Regions from separate parts of the Homo sapiens genome. Here region 1 is linked to region 2. A link is a contact called in ENCODE Hi-C data. All regions are on one chromosome and are shown on one strand. The core of a region is the stretch at or near the end of the contact, and the rest is flanking DNA. Distances in the headings are between cores, read along the strand shown. Region 1 holds the start of NACAD (NAC alpha domain containing). Region 2 holds the start of MYL7 (myosin light chain 7).

Region 1 (3,033 bases), core at 385-2,884, 950 kb after region 2:
TTAAATGTCTCCATTATGTCCACTCCCTCACTTGGACCTAGGCCAAAGGCACCTCTGTTTGAAGCATCCAATGAAGGCCCTTCAGAGCCCAGGCCAGGTCTTGCCCAAGGTGGGGGAGCGGCGGCACACAGGGGCCAGCTCTCCAGGCTGCAGATGCCTGCCTGGTGGCTCCTGCTCTCCCGCACTCACTGGTGACCAGGACAACATCTCTTGCACCTCAGCTTTCTCATCTACAAAGCAGAGCCAGGATTAGAGTTGAAGCTGAAAGAAGGGGGACCCTGTTGCCAGGCTGCTCCAGCTCCCCTCAGCAGCATCAGAGCCCTGAGCCCTGAACCACCAGCCAAAACTTGTCACCCAAGGGCTTTGCTGCTGGGGTGATGGGACATCCAGGGGGTCCTGAGACAAGGGGGTCCTTTGGGTTCTTGCATGCCTGACACCCAACATCAGGAGTGGGCGTGGCTGGTGGGGCATCACTGGGTGCCCTGAAGCTGGGCTCTTGGTTCTGGCCCCTGGTGTGGCCCCCAGGGCAGGGGAACGGCTGAGCTGTTGGGATGGAGCAGAAACCAAAGGCCAAAGGTTTTTATAACTCATTCAAGGTCACCAAGCAAGCCAGAACAGAGCCAGCACAAGACCCTGGGGCTGGGAAGTCTGGGCCTGCACTCCCTGCCTCCCACCTAGAGCAGAGGCAGCAGCCTGTGTCACCCCAAACCAGGCCCCAGGCCCCAGCAGTGGTCCCATCTCTGGGTGACTTCTTGCCCACAGCAAGGTGCCCTTGGCCCTACCCACACATGGCTGACCTCCACGCCAGGACTGTCCAGGCTCGGCTCTTTCTAGGCCCCGTAGACCCCATCAGCCTCCACCAGCATTTGTTGACCCAGCCTAAGGACAGGTGGTCTGCACACCCAGGGCCATTGCTAATCAGGCCACCTCCCCCAAGGCCTTCCACCTTCCAGACCCAACTTAGGCTTTATTCCACCACCTGGCCCTCCATCCGGGCTTCCTAGGCTCTGGCCAGTCCTGCTCCTCCCTCCAGAGCCATGACCAGTCGCCGGCCCAGGACAGACCGGGTGCAACTGAGGACCCTCCCGGTGGTCACCTGATCGTACTGGGGGTATCAGCCGGACACCCCGCCTCCAGAACCCGCTGCCTCTGTCCAGAGCGGCCCAGCCCCAGCAGGCTGGCAGCTCGGTGCAAACAACGGGATGCAGCGGGCGGGATGCGAGCCCCACGATCCCTGGGTCGGAAGCCAAGGGCTTAAGCCCCCACGTTCTTTCTGGCTCGCGGCGGGCACTTCGTGCGCCCCACCTTCCCCGCAGTTCTGAGAGAGGCGGTAGCAGGGTTCAGATGGAGGGAAGGACAGGGCGCGGAAAGGGGAGGGGACTCGAGGGGGGCCAGGGGGATGGGGGAGAGGGGTGAAAGGTGAGCGATGGAAAGAGAACCCGGGCTGGAGAGGGGAGAGGCTGAAGGCAGGGAAAGAGTGGCCACGGCCTCACCTGTGCGGGGCCCGGGTCGGTCCGCCTCGGGCAGCAGCAGCTCGGCGCGGGCAGCCTCCCCAGGCATGGCCTGGCCGTGCGCCCGCCCGTCCCTCAGTCCTTCCGACCCTCCGTCAGTCCGTGCCGCCGCCCCGCCGAGCCTGCGCGGCCACCGCCCCTCGGCCGGGCGGTGGGGGCAGTGGGTGACGTCAGGCCGCCCCGCCCGCCTGTCCCAGCGAGTGAGCGTGCGCGGGCTCGCCAGGCACTGCGGAGGGCGTAGGGGGGGCTCCCTCCCCGCCCCCACCCCACCCGGCTGTGGCCTCCCTCTCGCTGTGGGCGGTTTCGTGGGGGAGCGGGGGTGGGCGCCTGCGCCCGGTCCCACCCTTTCCACAGCATTTACGAGGGAGGGTTTCAGGGCCAATTGGAAGCTGGGTTGCCTCAGGGTGGCATTCGCCCGTGGCCAGGAAGAGGCGGGGACGCCCCTAGAACCCTGGTTGTGGGAGGCTGGGGAGGTGGTTGGGATTCTGGGATGCTCGGAGCGCTTTGGGTGGAGTTGGCGGCGCAGCCTCCTTCCCCGCTGACCAAGCAGAGGGTGCAGGGCCTGGGGAGGGAGGGGGCCCCGCCCAGCCCGATGCCTCCATGCAAAAGGTGAGCTGGAGCTGCAGCTCTGGAGTGATTGGCTGGTCCTGGCAGTCGTCGGTCTCCGTGGCAACCGCCTCCTGTCTCCATGGCAACCAGGGATGGAGCCGACGAGAGCGCACCAGGGAAGGCGACCCGGATGGGTCGGTCTCCAGGTCTCTAGGCAACTCGGTGATCTGTCCTATCATCTCCCCTCCACCCCCACACTAGGCAGTAGAAGGAAAAGGAAGAAAGTGTTTCCCTCTATTCCTGGCAGCACCCTCTGCCACACCTCCCAGGAGGAAGCCCGCCCCGTGAATTTCCTGAAATGCCTCTTGCTTTCACACAGGCTACTGCGCCACCCAGATTCACTGAGCACCCCTCCTCCCCCGTGCCAGGCACCAGGGAGACAGATGAATGAGACATTGTCATCACCCCTGACTGGGGTGGGGGGAATCAGAGTAGCCATTGTCACAGGCAGGGAGGGAGGTTTCAACATCCTCAGTCTTCTGTGGGTTCTAACTTTGAGCTCATGAAGCCAGGGGCTGCCCTCTGACTCCCCCAGACCTGCCTCAAGGCTCAGTGCTACACACCTGGCTGCCTGCTGGGCATCTCTCCCCGCTGTACCCCAGGAGTCAGACACACCACACCATTAGAATTAACATCAACTTCAAACAATCTCTTCCAGAAAACAAAAGAGAAGGGGACACTTCCTAACTCATTTTATAAGGCAAGAAATATCCTGATGTCAAAACTAACAATGTGTCGCCAGGCGCGGAGGCTCACGCCTGTAATCCCAGCACTTTGGGAGGCCGAGGCTGGCGGATCACGAGGTCAGGAGATCGAGGCCATTCTGGCTAACGTGGTGAAACCCCGTCTCTACTAAAAATACAGAAAATGAGCCGGGAGTGGTAGCGGGCTCCTGTAGTCCCAGCTACTCAGG
Region 2 (3,246 bases), core at 396-2,895:
AGGCCCCGAAGCACAGGCAGCCCCCCTCACTAGGGGCCTCACCCCGCTCTCTGCTTCCACCACGGTGCTCCTCATCTGGCTGGGCCCATACTTACTCATCCTTGTTCACCACCCCTTTGCCGCTGGGGTCAAACATGCGGAAGGCACTCAGGATGGCTTCCTCGGGGTCTGTCCCTGGAAGGCCGAGGCAGCCAGGTGAGCATCCATGTCTCCAGCATCCCAGGTCCCCCGCAGGAGGAACTGGGCTGCATGAGGAGCCTCCCACATCCCAGAAGAGGTGGGGGTATTCCCTAACATAAAATGTTTCTCGGGGATCAGTGGGGCTGGGAATGGTCATCCTCCTGAGGCGGGCAGCTTGGCTGGGAGACTGGAATTTGGGGGTGGGGGCTGAAGGCACATTTCCTGGCTCCAAGTCAGCACTGGGGTGACCAGTGCACATGGGATTCTGGGGCAGAGGATGTGCTTGGAATGGGTCATGGCCAGGAAGAGTCCAGGTGGGTCCAGGTGGGGTTCAGTTAGGGTTCAGGTGGGGTTCATGTAAGGTTCAGGTGGGGTTCAGGCAGGGTTCAGGTGGGGTTCAGGCAGGGTGCAGGCTCCCTGCCTGGCCAAGGGTGCCCAGCTCTGTCCCAGGCTCACCATTGAGCTTCTCCCCAAAGAGCGTGAGGAAGACGGTGAAGTTGATGGGGCCCTTGCCCTCTTGCAGCATGGCGTCCAGCTCCTCCTCTGGGACACTCACCTTCCCTGGTGGGGGTGGGGCATGAGGTGCACACAGGGACCCTGGGTGTCCCCCAGAAGGCCCAGGCCGCCCTCCCTCCATCCTGGCCACAGGGGCTGGAGGGGCAGAGGCAGCTGTGGGTCGGGAAGGTGAAGTGGAAGCAAGGCGTGACAAGGGGGGAAGGGCAGTGTGAGGAGACGGGGAGGAGGGGAAGCAGGGGAGCAGAGTCCTGTCCCCCCAGCCACTCCCACCCGCCCAGCAGCTCAGAGTAGGGACCCCAGTGCGCAGGGTGGGAGGTGGGTGCACGCACCCAGCTGGGAGTAGGTCTCCCTCAGGTCTGCCTTGCAGATGATGCCATCACGATTCTGGTCGATACAGCTGAAGGCCTGTGGGATGGGGGCCTTCAGGTGGGAGCAGCCCCCAGCTCTAGGGAAGGTGGGAGGTGGGGGAGAGACCTGGGTGGTGTGAGAGGCAAGGTCAGGGTAGAAGGGGGGTATGTATGTGGGGTGGGGTGGGGGGGCCAGGATGGGATCTGAGGCTACTGGGAGTGGGCACTCACTTCTTTGAACTCCTGTATCTGGGCTTGTTCAAACATGGAAAAGACGTTGGAAGAACCACGTTGGGCCTGCTTGGTGGCTGCCACCTTGCCCCGGGTCCCCGCCTTCCTGCTGGCCTGCAACACTGTGAGTAGGGAGGGGTCCTCTCCCCAACTCCTCAGAGTCTCCCCACCCCACCCATCATGCACAGTCCCAGAGCATTCCCAGGAGAGCCAGGGCCAGGATCCTCTTCCTCTCCCTGGGGACCACCCTCAACCCAACACAAGCACAGAAAACTCTGCTCCCCCAGCCCAAAGGCCAGCACCTGGGAGACCGCTAGCCTTTCTTCCCCAGCAGGCACTCACCATTCTCTCTGCAGAGGTGTGGCTGCTGTCGTGGTGGCAGGGCCCAGCCTCCTTTATGTCTCAGCCTTATCACCTGAAGGTCCAAATAAGGAGAGGAACAGAGGATAGGCCCAAACTTGGCAGCCCCCGCCTGGGCTGGGGGAGGCCTAACAGATTCCAGCCACATTCCTGATGACCTTCATGTCCTCAACGTGTAACATCCTGCTGTCTATCCATCCTGGCAGGGCCAGACACAATGTCTGCCTGGAGCAGAGCAGGCTCAAAGCTCTCACCACCCTAGGTCCTGATGAAGGGATCCAGTTACTCCTGTATCTGACCACCCCTCCTTGCCAGTCCAGCCAGAACCCTGGCCAGTGCAAGAAGACAGCTGGTGAGGGCCAGTCCAGGGCCCCCGCCAGGCATGGGAGGGCAGTGTGTAGTTCTGAGGATGGTCTGTGGCCTGAGACCCCCGGGGCTTCCCAGAGGTTTTGGTGACCCTAGGCTCTGACCTTTTGCCCCTCTGACCAAGGGGCAGAAGGCATCCCTGAGCTAGCTGTGACCCCAAGAAGAACACTTTGCTTGGCTTTGGGGCAATTCCAGAGGGTTAAGGAGCTCCATCAGCTGCCCTCCCATGCAGTCTACCTTGCTCCCAGTCTGCCCTGCTGTTTGGAGCCTTGCCTTCCTCAAGCCTCATCTCAACCACACTACTTCAGAATGCTCTCCCTAACATCCTCAGCAGGGAGCTTCTGGGGCACATTTCCCATTTGCCTGGTGGCTGATGTGTTTGTCATTCCTGGCTTCTGTGCCCCTCCTGAGCACCCCACCTGGTTGACATCTGTATCCCCAGAAGGCCTGGTGCACAGTGGGCCGATGGGCAGGCCTGCGTGATGCTGTTCCAGAGAAGCAGTCTCGCCAGCTTCTGGGGCCGAGGGCACAGCAGAGGGGCTGGGGAAACAGGGGACATCCTGGAGGCAGCAGGAGTGGGCCACCCCAGGCTGGGCTCACTGGCTGCTGCCCCTCCACTGGAGCCAGACCTATGTCTGTCAGTAGCTGGCTGGTAGAGTGCAGGAGCTCTTATCTGTCAGACCCAATACCCTTTTTATATAACAAGAGTTTTCTTTTAAATTTCTTAAATTCCCTTTTTTTTTTTTGAGACAGAGTCTCACTCTCGCACAGGCTGGAGTGCAGTGGCGCGATCTCAGCTCACTGCCACCTCTGCCTCCCGGGTTCAAGCCATTCTTGTTCCTCAGCCTCCCAAGCAGCTGGGATTATAGGCATGTGCCACCACACCCAGCTAATTTTTATATATATTTTTTATTTTATTTTATTTTTAGTAAAGACGGGGTTTTATCATGTTGGCCAGCCGGTCTCGAACTCCTGATCTTAGGTGATCTGCCTGCTTCAGCCTCCCAAAGTGCTAGGATTACAGGTGTAAGCCACTGAGCTCTGTCACCCAGGCTGGAGTGCAGTGGCATGAGTAGAGCTCACTGCAGACAACCTCCTGGGCTCAAGTGCTCCTTCCTGCCTCAGCCTCTGGAGTAGTTGGGACTACAGGTGCACACCACCCTGCCCAGTGTTTTTTTTTTCTTTTTTTAATTAATTAATTCATTTTTGAGACAGAGTTTCGCTCTGTTGCCCAGGCTGGAGTGCA

The links. A loop is a pair of places that touch in the nucleus more often than their neighbours do.
Region 1: a map with no recorded cell type shows a loop between it and region 2 (4-fold over the local background). The contact joins the promoter of NACAD here to the promoter of MYL7 in region 2. A Hi-C loop is called at or near these places in 1 of 37 single-sample maps with no recorded cell type.

What each region holds. Positions count from the first base shown.
Region 1 is chr7:45,087,335-45,090,367 of GRCh38, forward strand. It overlaps NACAD (NAC alpha domain containing), which reads right to left and starts at 1,635. Exons shown (of 8, transcript NM_001146334.2): 1 at 1,494-1,635. The coding sequence starts at 1,560.
Region 2 is chr7:44,139,687-44,142,932 of GRCh38, forward strand. It overlaps MYL7 (myosin light chain 7), which reads right to left and starts at 1,646. Exons shown (of 7, transcript NM_021223.3): 1 at 1,617-1,646; 2 at 1,275-1,388; 3 at 1,026-1,101; 4 at 637-741; 5 at 96-174. The coding sequence starts at 1,619. RefSeq lists an enhancer at 458-1,300.